Regions from separate parts of the Homo sapiens genome. Here region 2 is linked to region 1. The links are chromatin contacts, found by Hi-C or POLR2A ChIA-PET in ENCODE. All regions are on one chromosome and are shown on one strand. Each heading gives the region's core, a stretch centred on a gene start or an enhancer-like site at or near the end of the contact. The rest is flanking DNA. Distances are from core to core; before and after follow the strand shown. Region 1 holds the start of RNH1 (ribonuclease/angiogenin inhibitor 1). Region 2 overlaps EPS8L2 (EPS8 signaling adaptor L2).

Evidence for each region. Hi-C counts contacts between places; a loop is a spot of excess contacts on that map. ChIA-PET counts read pairs that join two places held with the same protein, here RNA polymerase II (POLR2A). Pooled maps may share reads with other maps.
Region 2: a pooled map shows a loop between it and region 1 (5-fold over the local background). The contact joins the enhancer-like site here to the promoter of RNH1 in region 1. A Hi-C loop is called at or near these places in 1 of 168 maps with a recorded cell type or tissue (naive thymus-derived CD4-positive, alpha-beta T cell), 3 of 37 single-sample maps with no recorded cell type and 9 of 50 pooled maps. POLR2A ChIA-PET finds 5 or more read pairs at or near these places in 5 of 52 experiments (CD4-positive, alpha-beta T cell, activated CD4-positive, alpha-beta T cell, activated CD4-positive, alpha-beta memory T cell and 2 more).

Annotation. Positions count from the first base shown.
Region 1 is chr11:505,075-509,094 of GRCh38, reverse strand. It overlaps RNH1 (ribonuclease/angiogenin inhibitor 1), which reads left to right and starts at 1,853. Exons shown (of 11, transcript NM_203387.3): 1 at 1,853-1,982. It also overlaps a transcript of LRRC56 not described here. RefSeq lists a cis regulatory region at 2,499 and an enhancer at 2,415-2,584.
Region 2 is chr11:726,057-730,076 of GRCh38, reverse strand. It overlaps EPS8L2 (EPS8 signaling adaptor L2), which reads right to left. Exons shown (of 21, transcript NM_022772.4): 18 at 3,907-3,979; 19 at 3,593-3,773; 20 at 3,326-3,458; 21 at 2,350-3,176. The coding sequence ends at 3,096. Among named protein-coding and RNA genes, the nearest start is that of TALDO1, 19 kb to the left of the region's middle. RefSeq lists silencers at 1,661-1,750, 3,352-3,541 and an enhancer at 1,985-2,890. Within about 2 kb of position 2,002, at least 21 of the 41 ENCODE cell types and tissues checked have a DNase peak (open chromatin) inside an H3K27ac peak, as active enhancers do.

The DNA of each region.
Region 1 (4,020 bases), core at 604-3,103:
TGTGTGTGAACCACCTTCTTTTTGAGACGGAGTTTCTTTTTTCTTTTTTGAGATGGAGTTTCGCTCTTGTTGCCCAGGCTGGAGTACAGTGGCACGATCTTGGCTCACTGCAACCTCTGCCTCCTGGGTTCAAGTGGTTCTCCTGCCTCAGCCTCCTGAGTAGCTGGGATTACAGGCATGCACCACCATGCCTGGCTAAGTTTTTGTAATTTTAGTAGAGATGGGGTTTCATCATCTTGGCCAGGCTGGTCTTGAACTCCTGACCTCAGGTGATCTGCCTGCCTTGGCCTCCCAAAGTGTTGGAATTACAGGTGTGAGCCACCGCGCCCAGCCAGAGTTTCATCTTGTTGCCCGAACTGGAGTGCAATGGTGTGGTCTAGGCTCGCTGCAACCTCTGCTTCCCGTGTTCAAGCGATTCTCCTGCCTCAGCCTCCCAAGTAGCTGGAATTACAGGTGCCCACCACCATGCCTGGCTAATTTTTGTATTTTTAGTAGAGATGGGGTTTCACCACGTTGGCCAGGCTGGTCTTGAACTCCTGACCTCAGGTGATCCACCCTTCTCGGTCTCCCAAAGTGTTGGGGTTACAGGTGTGAGCCACCACGCCCGGCCAGAACCACCTTCTTTAAAGATGATCAGGCCGGGTGTAGTGGCTTATGCCAGTAATTCCAGCGATATGGGAGGCTGAAGCAGGAGGATCACTTGAGCCCAATTCAAGACCAGGCTGGGCAACACAGGGAGACCTCTTCTCTACATAAAATACAACAATTAGCCAGGCGTGCTGGCGCCTGTGGTACCAGCTACTTGGGAGGCTGAGGCGGGAGGATCACTGGAGTCCGGGAGGTGGAGGCTGCAGCGAGCTGGGATCGCGCCACTGCAGTACAGCCTAAGCAGTGGAGTGAGACCCTGTCTCGAAAACAAATACCTAATAAAGGCAGTCAGAGGAGAGGTTTAGCAAATTGCTAAAGAACAAATCTGAGATACCGTTAGTTTCCTTACTTGCAATCTTCATCTGCCAAAATGTCAATTCTGTGAATTGCGGACTAGTCAAAAACTTAAAGAAAACCCACTTTTGTGGAGGTGGGGTCGCTTTGCGTTTCCCAGGCTGGTCTGGAACTCGGCCTGCGCCCCTCAGTGCCAGGGCTCCAGGCGACGCTCGGGTGTCGGCAGCAGAGTGGACGCAGGAGCAGCTCGGACCGCGCTCAGAACACTCGGGACGAGGCCGCGGCTCCGCAGGCCTTGCGGGCTGGGGTCCCACGAAACAAAGGCGGCAGCCAGTGGCCAGGACGGGCAGCGTGGTTCACGGGGCCGTGGCTCCCTCGGGGGTCGCGAGCTCGGCGCAAACGAGCCCCTCTACCAAGGTCGCCTAGAGTCGCGACCCCGACATGCGGAGCCGCCCCAGGGGGGTTTCTCCCGGGTCCCTCCTGTCCCGAGGCGGCCGCTTTCTCCGGGGGCCGCGCCCCGCGCCCCAGCAAGGCCCGACCCGCGCCTGCGATTCCGCCCCCAAGGCGCTGCCGCACCGGGCCCCGGCCTCTTCCTCCGAGGATTCTCAGGAATTGCTGAGACTTGCGTGCCAGTGCGAGGCCCACAACACGCACACGCGCCCGCGCCCGCCAGACCCCGCCCCCGGCACCAAGCCCCGCCTACTGGGGGAGACCACGCCCCCAAGCGAGACCTCCCTCACCGAGCCACGCCCCACCAGGCCCCGCCGCTGCGCCAAGACTGTGCTTAGCCGAGCCCCGCCCGCCGGGCCCCGCCCCGACCCCGAGACTACTCCCGCCAGGCCCCGCCCCCGCGCCGAGCCCCGCCCAGTAGTCCCCGCCCACGCACCTGACCACGCCCACGAGCCGGCTCGAACACGCCCGCGCCGCTGACTGGCGGGTGGGGTTGTCGACACGTTCAACCCGTTCTGCTGGCTCGAGAACGAAGTAGGCCGTCTCGCTCTGGGTCTCCAGGCCCGCGACCGTCCGCCAGTCGTCCCGAGGTCAGTAGCTCCAGCGGTGCGTCAGCGTCTAGCCAGGCCTCGCCCACGCCGGCCTTGGTCGGGCTTCTTGTAGACGCGGGCCTGGCGCTATTGAGGCCGTTGCTGCGCGGGCGAGTGGCGCGCTCCCGTGGCGGGGCGGGGTCGGGCGGGGCAGGGGTCCGGGGCTATCGAGGCGGGGCCGAGGTTGCGCTGGGCAGCTGCGCCGCCGGGCGGACGTGGCGCGCCTTGAGGACGTCATCGCGGTGCACGCTCCCCTTTGGGGCTTGCCGGAAGTCCTTGCCCGGGGCGCGGGGCTGCGCCTGCGTGGTTCGTCCTCACGTGGCCGTCAAGCCCTCTAGTGCCTTAGATTCCAGCGAGCTACGCAAGCAATCCTGGCCCAGCCGAGCTTGCTTCCCCAAATCCCGTAATCCTTGACCTTATTCCCCCAAAGAAGCGGCCTCCCGGGAAGGAGCGCCCTGGCGGAGAAGACTCGAACGGCTCCCACAGCCGGGCGTTGGGGGAAAGGTGGGCGGTCTTGGTCGTGCGAGGTCGGGGAGGGAGGGTCCTCCGCTCTCCATTGCGGAGCTTCGCTCCGGGACCACCGGGGGACCGGACGCCGGGCCGCGAAGCTGCCGCCTGGGGCTGCGGGGAGGAGAGCAACATAACTGGAATGGCACTTAGGGGCCGGTGTCAGGGTTGTCACCGGGGTTGGCGGAAATGACGAAGGGGCCCCAGGCACGTCGTGTTACTGGGCGAGGTTCCAGCCAAGGTGCCCACGCGCCTTGGGGGAAACCAGAGGACTTCTGCACCGTTTCCCGAGGACAGTTTGGCAGTGTTTCAGAAGGGCCTTAGAACCAGGCAGGCCCCCTTCTAGGATGGTGGAAAGCCTAAAGATCTGAAAACGGTCTCAAGTGTCGTCTTAGCGATTGGCTGACTAAACCGAATGCAAGCCGGAGACTGCACACGATGTTGCCGTTAACAGTTACACTGGGCCGGGCAGTCAGAGGCAGGCGGATCACCTGAGGTCAGGAGTTCGAGAACAGCCTGGCCAACATGGTGAAAACCCGTCTCTACTAAAAATACAAAATTAGCCGGGCGTGGTGGCAGGCGCCTATAATCCCAGCTACTTGGGAGGTTGAGGTAGGAGAATGGCTTGAACTCAGGAGGCGGAGGTTGCGGTGAGCCGAGATCGTGCCACTGCACTCCAGCCGGCTGACAAGAGCGAAACTCCTTCTCAAAAAAAAAAAAAAAAAAAAAAAGTTACATTAGGCTGGGTGCGCTGCAGCCTGTAATCCCAGCACTTTGGGAGGCCGAGGCGGGCGGATCTCTTGAGCCCAGGAGTTTGCGACCAACATACTGAGTTTGGCCAAAATAGTGAGACCCCCGTCTCTACAAAAGATAGAAAAAATTAGCCAGTTGCGGTAGTGAACGCTTGTAGTCCCAGCTACTTGGGACGCTGAGGGAGGAGGAGCACTTGAGCCCTGGAAGAGGAGGCTGCAGTGAGCTATTTTCTCATCCCTGCTATAACGAATTTGTCACAGGCTGTTTTATAGGCCTGGAGCTCAGAAGCCCGAAGTGAGTTTTAGGAGGTTAAAATCAAGGTGTTGGCAAGGGTAGTTCCTTCTGGAGTTTCCCAAGGAGAATCTGCTTCTTTTCCTCTTCCAACTTCTAGAGGCCACCTTCTTCCATCTTCAAAACCTACTGTCTCTGCATAAGAACTCTCATGATTATATGCCGGCCGCCCAGACACCCCAGGGTAGCCTTCACATCTCAATATTCTTAATATTTGCAAAGTCCCTTTTGCCACTTAAGGTAACACCACAGGTTTGGAGATTAGGAGGTGGACATCTTTCAGGGCCATTCTTATTTTAAAAAATGTACTGTCGATAAGAATAGTTAAAATGTAAAATATTTGAAGGGATTTATTCTGAATCGAATATGAGTGACCGCGGCCGGTGACACAGCCCTCAGGGGATCCTGGGAACATGTGCCCAAGGTGGTTGGGGCAGTTTGGTTTTACATGTTTTAGAGAGACATGAGGCATTAATGAAATACATTT
Region 2 (4,020 bases), core at 753-3,252, 220 kb before region 1:
TAGTGGGGGTCCCTGTTGTGTTTCTCCACACATTTTCCCAGCACCACTCTCACCACCTTCCTGGGTAACGGGTGCCCCGGGCTGGGACCATGGCATCCCCGCAGGTGTGAGGAACATCTTACTGTACGTGCTGCTGTGTCAACCTCTTGGGAAATCAACCGTTTTGTAATTTTTTTTTTTTTTAAAGAGACAGCCCTTCCTAAATGGCATGGGAAGCCCCTCTTGGGTTCTGCGGGGCCTGACTGGGCACGGGCGGACAGGGCCAGCTGTGGGGGAGGACAGAAGGGGAGCAAGCGCCACAAAGACATGCTTGTCCCGAGACAGACGGGCCTTGTTGGTGGAGATATTTGCTTGTGGCTACTGGTGGCCCCACTGGCAGCTCAGGCCACCCACCCTGAGGTCTGATGTTCAAAGCCCCGCCCTCCCTCCTCGCCCAGTGTGGACTCTCCCACACTCACGGCCAGACCCTCGGCAACCCTGGCCCCACCAGGGCCAGCACCAGCAGACCCTCCTTCTTTCTGTGGACCTGCCTGATGGGGAAGTGGGTAGGGAGGCCGGGGAGGGAGTGAGTGGTTAAGGACACGTTGGAACTAAGAGAGATTGCATGTTAACCCCAGCCCCTGCCCCAAACTCGGGCCTCGAGCAGGTGACCTGGCCCCTCTACGGGTCATTCTTATCCACGCCTGCCTCACGGGGCTGCCACTGGGGCCTCCGGAGGCCGCGGGCAGCACTCAAAACACCACAGGCCCCCAAGAGTGATGCCCTCAGGGCAGGAAGGGGGGCAATCCTCACCCCTGGGGCGGGTGGCCAGAGAGGACACAGAGAGCCAGCCCACCCGATGCCAGGTGACCCTGTGCCCATCACCAGGCCGGTGAGGTCGGTGGTCCCATCTGCTCTTGAGGGGGGTCTCAGGAGGTGGCAGGAAGCCCCTTGGAAGAAACGGGAGGTAATTTCTGGAAGCCCAGAGGTCCGAGCAGGCAGCTGGGGCCAGGGTGCCTCGGACTCAGGGCTCCTGGGGTGGGAGCCTGCTTGGGGCCTAGGGCTGGGATCTGGGGGCTGGAGTCTGGGGGTCTGGCTTCCTGGGGCTCCTCAGCTGTGCAGGTGGCAGAGTGGGGCACAGCAGGTAGGGGGCTCTAAATGGGGCTGGGGGAGGTGGACAGGGAGAAGGCTGAAGAAGCAGGTGTAGATCTGGGGCCCTCAGAAGCTGAGCAGCCCAGCCTGGAGGCTGCATATGAAGCCCAGACCATCCTGGTGGAGGAAGGGTCCTGTTGCTGGGAGTGGTTGGGGAGTGGGCAGCCTCCCTCACTTCCAAGGACTGGCATCCTGGGGCCCACAGAGGCCCCTTTTGGAGCAGATATAGCCCCGGTGCCTATCCCCGTCCTGAGGTGGTGGCTCAGCAGGCAGCGGGAGCTGCAGGTTGCAGGGAGGAGGGCCGGTGCCCCCATCCCTCCCCTTTTCCTCTTGGACCTGTCTCTCTCACTGCAGGGTCCATCTGACAGGGTGGGGGGGCCTCTTCCGGGGGCCTGGAGGAGTGGTGGTGGCCATCAAGCCCGGGTCGTGGCTCAGAGGGCACCAGACAATCCCTGCTGCCCCGACCAGACACTGTGGTTAAGACTTGGCCTAGTGTGGCCTGAGCTGTGAGTCAGGGCTTCTGTGGCCTGGTGTCCAGGCCTGGCTGGGTGGTGGACCAGGCAAGGGACACGCCCCCCCCAGCCCAGCCCCACAGTCGCCCCTGCCCAGGCCAAGACCCCAGGACTGTGTCCCCGGATGCTCCGCACCAGGGTTGGGTTCACGGCTGCTATGGGGACACATGGTTGTGGGTTGCCCCCTGCCACCAATCCAGGGCGAGGGCACCCCTGGCGGCCACTCACGGCAGCACATGGAGCGGCCGGCAGAGGGCACCAAAGGCCCCTCCAAGGGTGCGGCTCAGGTGGACCGCCCATCTGGCGGTCAGGTGCCCCTCCCACGCAGGGTGCTGAGTGTGGCCTGCTCCCCCTTCTTGGGAGCCTCCGTCAGCCTGGGCTAAGATCTCCAAATCCAGTTTCAGCCTTGCCCTCTGACTCATGGCCCTCCTGGGGCCTGCCGACCGTCTGGCCGAGCTGGCTCTGTCCCCACCGCTCCCACTAGGGTTGTGCCCAGCGAAAGCCGGGCTTGGATGACACGCTTTGGGCCTTCTGGTCGCTGGGCCTGGGAGGGCCACAGGAAGAGAAGTGGGCAGGGTCCCCTCTGGGCTCAGGGGCAGAGCAGCCTGGCGGACGGCCAGCCCTCTGCCCGGCACTGCTTAGAAAAGGTGCAGTTTCCGGGGGCTCCAGGACCCACTCCGACTCCCAGAGAACTGAGACACACGGCTCCTGGGAGACTTAACTGGTTTAATTGCTTAGCCCTGGTGCCTCAGCCACCTCTCATCTGTAGGGTGAGACTCAAGTCCAGGCACCAAGACACACCAGCACCCCCAACACCATGCGGGGATCATTGGCCTGAAACTTGGCCAGAGAAAGCTCCAGTCCTGGGCCTGTAAGAGTGGGCGCTGGGAGTGTCTGAAGCCGGCACGGTGTCCCCTGCGTTGTCGGCCCTTGCAGGTGAAGTGTGTGTCGTTCCCCCACTTTCCCCCGAATGGCACCCACGGCCTCCTGCTGGAGCCCCTCCCGGGCCCCCCTCAGGGAGCAGAACTCTGCGTGTGTGCGAGGTTCAGCCTGGCCAGCCTGGAGCTCCAGCTCACCCTGGGGTGTGGATGGATGTAGAAGTGGGTGGGGATGGGGGAGCATCACAGGGGCCAGGACCCCCCAGGTGCACAGGGGAGGCCAGAGAAAGAGGCCCCAGCCCCAGGGAGTTCTGTGGCCTCAAGAGAAGGTGGACAAGGGGCTGGCACCACCAAGCAGCAGGTTTGGCTGAGATTAGTCTTGGTGTGGGCTGAGGCCTTGGGTACTGTTTGGCCTAAGGATGGGCGTTGTGCCTCCAGACAGGGGCAGGGACCTCTAGCCAGCACCACACCCCCTCCGTGTCCTTGATACAAAATACATACACATATAAAAATAATACTCCATGCATTGTGGGTGGGCTTCCCCTCCGCAGGCCCCAGCCCAAGGCAGCTGGGCCTAGCTGTCCTCCCCCCTCCTCTGATTCATGGAATGAAACTTGTTCATGAGTTCTTCCAGCTCCGACCCACTTTGCTGCTTCTAGGGAGGAGAAATGGGGGCATCCTCAGCCGGGGGTCCCACGTGTCTGGGTGCCGGCCTCCCCCTTGCTCTGCGACCCCAGGAACGGGCGGGGGAGAGGAGGGCGCAGGGGCAGGAGGGGCGTGGCGCCGGAGCGCAGGCGGGCTCACCTCCAGGAAGGCCTTCTGCATGGTGAGCTGGCTGTACACGCGGACGCCCTCCTCGCCGCACACTTTCTTCAGCTCCTCCTTGTTGAGGGAGAAGAGCTGCGGCCCGGTCAGGATGCCCAGGTTCTCCACGATCCTGGGGGCGGGCAGTTGGGCGTCAGGGCCGCGCTGTGAGCGAGGCTGCCTGGCGCCCGCCCCGACAGCTGCGCACCTTCGGCCGCACCTCCCACCCCTCGCCCGGGCCCCAGCTCATCCCCCGCCCCCGCTCACCGCGGGCTGAAGGCCTTGGCTTCCAGCCAGGCGCGGACCTCGTCCGGACCCGACTCGTAGGTGAGCGGCTGGCTCACGGGCTGGCTGCGCTCCACGCGGAAGTGCCTCTGTGGCTGCGCCCTGATGTTGCTGATTTTCCGGATGAGCTCGTCGTTGACCTCGTCCATGTGCTGCATGAGCTCTGAGGGGGCGCGCGACTCAGGCCCGCCGCTGCCTTGCCCCTGCCCCCGCCCCCGGCCCAGGGACCCCCCCCACACTTCCTCCCCCAGGTGGCCCTGGGCCCGGGACCCCCGCCTCGAAGCAGCAGCTCTCACCGTCTTTGTTCCCCGGGAAGCTTGGGGGTAGCTTGTGGGTCGGGCTGGCGGGGCCCCAGTACTTCTGACCGGCCTGCGGGGGCGGGGGGCGATTAGGCTCCCCACGCCCCGCCC